2 separate regions of the Mus musculus genome follow, and region 2 is linked to region 1. Evidence: chromatin contacts called from ENCODE Hi-C or POLR2A ChIA-PET data. All regions are on one chromosome and are shown on one strand. The core of a region is the stretch at or near the end of the contact, and the rest is flanking DNA. Distances in the headings are between cores, read along the strand shown.

What was found. A loop is a pair of places that touch in the nucleus more often than their neighbours do. ChIA-PET counts read pairs that join two places held with the same protein, here RNA polymerase II (POLR2A).
Region 2: a map of ES-E14 shows a loop between it and region 1 (3-fold over the local background). The contact joins the promoter of Ugt1a6a here to the promoter of Ugt1a7c in region 1. A Hi-C loop is called at or near these places in 3 of 37 maps with a recorded cell type or tissue (ES-E14, T-helper 1 cell and mouse embryonic stem cell). POLR2A ChIA-PET finds 5 or more read pairs at or near these places in 1 of 5 experiments (Patski).

What each region holds. Positions count from the first base shown.
Region 1 is chr1:88,093,738-88,096,257 of GRCm38, reverse strand. It overlaps Ugt1a7c (UDP glucuronosyltransferase 1 family, polypeptide A7C), which reads right to left and starts at 1,257. Exons shown (of 5, transcript NM_201642.4): 1 at 280-1,257. The coding sequence starts at 1,137. All of the region lies in intron 1 of Ugt1a10 (UDP glycosyltransferase 1 family, polypeptide A10), which reads right to left. The region is part of intron 1 of Ugt1a9 (UDP glucuronosyltransferase 1 family, polypeptide A9); the gene reads right to left. The region is part of intron 1 of Ugt1a8 (UDP glucuronosyltransferase 1 family, polypeptide A8); the gene reads right to left.
Region 2 is chr1:88,133,551-88,136,070 of GRCm38, reverse strand. It overlaps Ugt1a6a (UDP glucuronosyltransferase 1 family, polypeptide A6A), which reads right to left and starts at 1,262. Exons shown (of 6, transcript NM_145079.3): 1 at 1,136-1,262. All of the region lies in intron 1 of Ugt1a10 (UDP glycosyltransferase 1 family, polypeptide A10), which reads right to left. All of the region lies in intron 1 of Ugt1a9 (UDP glucuronosyltransferase 1 family, polypeptide A9), which reads right to left. All of the region lies in intron 1 of Ugt1a8 (UDP glucuronosyltransferase 1 family, polypeptide A8), which reads right to left. It also overlaps Ugt1a7c and Ugt1a6b.

The DNA.
Region 1 (2,520 bases), core at 8-2,507:
CTCCAGGACAGCCAGGGCTATACAGAGAAACCCTGTCTCTAAAAACCAAAAAAAATAAAAAAATAAATAAATAAATAAATAAATAAGAATGTCAACGGTACACACATCCATAAGCAAGATTTATCAGCTGTACAAACGCACAGTTAAGTGTGAATGGTTAAAAGTAATCCATCAAAAGAACTGAAAAAGAAGAACATACATGCCAAACCACAGTCCAGCAAGGAATAACTTCATCATCCAAAGTCTACCTCATCATGTGCTAAAGGGAAGATGGTGTACCTTGGAAAGTGGCTTTCCCTGGTGGCAGTTGATTCCACCAATGTAGATCACATTGGGCATCACAGGTCTGGGGAACTCCAAGACAAAGTCTGTGCGTAACAACCAAATGGACACTGGGCTGAAGAGGTCTGTCATAGTCACTGGGGTCTGGAGAACTTCAGAGGCAATATCTGCAGCACTTTTGAAAAACTTATGACAAAATGCACGCTCCCCCATGTAGGCCAAAAGGTTCCGAGTTCTTTCCTTGAAAGTCATGGTGTCTGTGAATTTTAAGAGCATTCTGGGGATATAAGAAGGAGGACTGGGGCACTGGGCAGCATCTTCAAGATAATGACAAAATATTCCTCTGCTGAAGACCACGGATGGGAGAGAAAAGTACTTGGCTACAGTTAAGCCGCACACATCGAAAGGATCCAGAAACACAGCATCAAAAGAAGTCTGCTTCAAGTATTCCACTAACTTCTTGTCGTTAAACAAACTCCTACAGTGTGAAAACAGTAATTCGAAGAAACCTTTGGCTGGAGAATCAAGCAGAGGAAGTATTCCTCCCTCCTGCTGACTTTTCCATTGTGCATCAATAAAAATCTTGAACTCCCGGTTTAAATCCTCCTGCGTATGAGAAACTGCATATGTTTTCACTACAAAATTCAATGGTTTCGTCAGCTGCCAACTCACCTCCGGAACAACCACTACGACCTCATGGCCTTTGTGAAGGAGTTTCTCCACAACCGTCTGCATCGTAAACCAGTGGCTCCCATCCATGGGCACCACCAGCAGCCTGCCTGCCTGGGCCAAGCCAGAGGCCAGCAGCAGGCACACACAGAGAGGAAGGGAGGCTGGAAAGTCTGCAGGAGCCATGGCAGAAGTGCAGCCTAAGGCAATCCAGCTGCTGAGACTCAGCACTGAAGAGGAAGTGTGAGCCAGAGAGAAATCTACGCAGGAGGGTGTGTGCTCACAGCCGTTTAGGAGAATGATTTACTGAGGAGAACAGTAAAAAATGAGCAAGCATGATTAAGGAACATGCTTGTTTCCTGAGGAGAAGACCTTCTGACCCTTTTTGGGGGGTAGAATCACACAATGTGAGCTTAGAAATAGTTATGAGGAAATACACTAAACCCTAAGGAGTCCAAATGCTTATACAAAAGGAAGCAAGTTTCAAAGCAGCTTACATTTCTAGGATTGATCTCAAAGCAAAATCTGAACACATTTTTAGGTGACCTGACTGACTCTGTTTCAAAGAGATATTCTGCCTCTGCTTCCAAGGCAAAAGGGGAAGTTCTAGAGCCTGTCCTCCCAAGAGACAGAGAATCAACTCTGCCAGAGAGCAGGGCTGCTGTCTCTGTGCACACAGTGGGATTCTTGTTCCATTTTCAAACACTTTCATGTGCCTTGCTGACGCTAGGCTGACAACCATCTTCACAGACCAATCCAGGGACGGGAAGGAAGGTGACATCAACCTCCTTACAAAATCCCCTCTGAGTCACTGGAAGCCATAGGCAGACATTCTCTATGAAGAAGCAGAGAGAGCTCTCCGGTGATGCCCCTCAGTAGCCCAGGGACCTTCTCCACAGAGCAATGGCTCTGTCTCCCATGGCACTGCAGCATCTGCAGGGTTGCTTCCACCTTGTGGCTACTTTGAACAGTGCTGCCATCAGCACCACATGCTGGGTCCTCTCAGGAATTGATCTCAAGTCCTTCAACTGGGATTAAGGCTGCTAGCTCAGGAGGAAGTTCTGGTGCTCACTGCTAAGAAACTATTAGACACCTCTACACGGGGCGGTAGCATTTTAATTTCCCTCCAGGCCTCCATTACTGCCTGGCCTCCACATCCTCTCTGAAGCTATTTTTACTTCTGTTTAGTGTACTCTTCCTGGTGCTGGGCACGACATCTTGTGGGTTCTGCTTGCATTTTGTAACCACCCCCATCTCCTGCCTGATTTTGCCAGGACAGGAGAACAACACTTGAATTTGAAAGTCCTGACACTGGAGTTGCTAATATTCAGAAATACCACTGTCTCCCTTTCCCATCAATTGGTTGGAAATCTCTCATTCACCAAATACACAAGAATGTGAGACAAATACTCACCTACAACAAAGCCTTTGACTCTCAGCACAGCATGGTTCAGAAGAGTTGCTCTAAGTAGACAGAAGACCCTTGAGCTGCATAGACACTGGGTCTGGTTAACTTCACTATGTGATGTTTTGATTTATCTGCAAGGTTTTGGTTTTTGTTTTGAATTT
Region 2 (2,520 bases), core at 13-2,512, 40 kb before region 1:
GATATACATAATAAACACGATGTCAGCTCTGATCACCTACTTCCTTTAAAGTTCTGCTAGTGTCCCATCCGTGACACCTTCCCTGTTGAGCCCAGGGTCCAGCAGCCCAGTCTGTGGCCCTGGGCCTCCTTCCCTTCCTTGCTATCATTACCTCACCTTCTGTGTATTTATGCATCCCTCTCCCAACTATTAGTAGCATGTGCAGGGTGGGATCAATCATTGTTCTAATGTCCCTCTCTACCAAACTCAGTGTTCCTCTCTATTGAGTCTGCAGCATGCAGATCAGTGTCCAGCATACAGAAGGCTCCGAGTACCAGTTTGTGTGTGAGTAAACTGGCATTGGGACTGTCTGTCCATTTTATCCTTGTGCCTCATTTTCAATCAAATAGTAAAAGGTTACTCAAGGAAGGATAAGACAGAACCAGCTCCCTTGTGAGGAGTTGGTCGCTGACCCTTCGACATGTGTATAAGGGAAAAACCAACGACCCTTTCCTTCTGCACACTTTCACTCACACAGCTCTTGTGTTACCAGGCATGTATGAGTCAAGTCAACCACTTAGCAGAGTTGGCTACAGACCAGAGGCTCTTTTACTCAGCCTCAGAGCAGCTCTGCTCAAACCACTCAGAGAATCACTCAGTCAGAGGTTCATTACAGCAGCAGCACCCATAGTGCAACAAGACAGCAGTGGAGAAATGCCAAGAGCTTGGGGGAGAGACATGGCCGCTCTCTGTGTTCTTGGTGCAACCTATCCTCCACACCTTCAGCAACCTGGCAGCTCCCCAACCCAATCCCTCTGTGCTTTCATAGGGGCCGCATCATGAAATACAGGGGATGGGCTGATTGATTAAATTACCGTTGATCAGTAATCAACCCTAACTTCAATCCCTTTCTCTGCCCTTCCCTCTAATCTCAAAGCTGGTTCCAGACCCCATCCTTACAAACTTTCCAAAAGTTGCCCCTTAAGCATAAGCTTTAAGAAAACAGTACAACAGCTTATCACAAACAAACAGCACAGGTTTCCCTCCCACCCCTCATGAAATCAACAGGCATTTGGGAAGCTCTGCACAGGAAGACAAAAGCCCTTATCTTTCAAATTCTGTATTGCTCTCTCACCACACATAATCTGTTACTTGCCTGTCAGATAGTAAGGTTAGAGACCTGTGCCTCTAGGTAGCACGTGATGAGGGCCCTTGAGCAAGAGTAAGAAATCTGGAAGTCGGTTTCCAGTCAGCCACCATCAGCCAGCATCTGAATTCTGGGTTTTCTAACCACCACCAAAGAGGGAGGGTTACATTTGTTCTGTTTGTTAATCACTGCTGAGGGCGGGCCAGGGAGTTATGGATGTTGAAATCAGGCTGCCCTGGAGGAAATTGTTCTTTGAATCAAGGAACTGGCTCACCCAGACCTTGTCAGGCATATGCATATTGGAACCAGCTTGCCAGTACTTGCCTTAACCTTGGCACCCCAGTCGGTTGGGGCTCAGGAAAGCAGGACTGAAGGGGCCACCCCAAAGGGCAAGCAGGAACATAGCCAAGATGAAAGTTCTTTCTTTAAGGCTTACAAAGACTCCACTCAGTCCAAGCAGGGGTGGAGGATCAGCGTGGGAGGGAGGAGGGGAGTTGGAGTTTTTTGTTTTGTTTTGCTTTTAATTGATTCTTTGTGGGTTTCAAATTGTGCTTCCCAGCCCACTGGTCACCCATCCCCCTGGTGTCTGTTCTTTGCCTTTAACACATAAACAAGCAGGCAAAACAAAAACAAAAAAGCATTGAAAATATCTCATCATGGAAGCTGTAATACTGTCACAGTGTGTCCCACAGTATGTCTCTCTGTCTACACATGTTCACTTGCTAATGTTCATTGCAGTGAGGCACTGGTCTGGTTTGAGATCTCTGGCTTTTGTGACATAAACAGGATTTTTGACTCAGAATGAAAAGAGACAAGCTTACAGCAATGAGAAACCACTCCCCAGAGACTCATAAAGGAAGCACACTGTAGCTCTGTCCTTCCTGAGTGGCAGAGCAAAAGCTCTCTGAAGAATGTCTTTAAGCAAGCTGGCATGAATTGGGGAAAGCACGAGGAACTGTACCCTCGTATTCTTTATGACAGACACACAATTTACCGAGGCCTGGGCCCTTCCTAGGAAAATCAGGTTCACCTGGGTACTGACTGGCTTGTTCTTGTTTCCAGCAAGTCCATGGGGTCATAGGTTGAAATCAGGAAGAAGGCAGGAGAGGACAACAAGGTTCTGTCAGAGCATCACCAGAGGGTGCTTTGCAAGCTTTGTTCATGAGATTTGACTCTACTGTTTCTTAGACTGGTGTGTGTGTGTGTGTACATGTGCACAGAGAGAGAGGGGGGGGTGTGCAGCTGTCAGGAGTATTTCTGTACTGGGCACCAGAAAAGGGAATGTGGCATGCCTGGCACTTCTAAGTTTTATCCCTCCTGCTGCCCAGGAGGCTCAGTCCAGTCCAGCGGGAGGATACAGGCTCAGGGTGTCTTGCATAACATTACTTCTACCT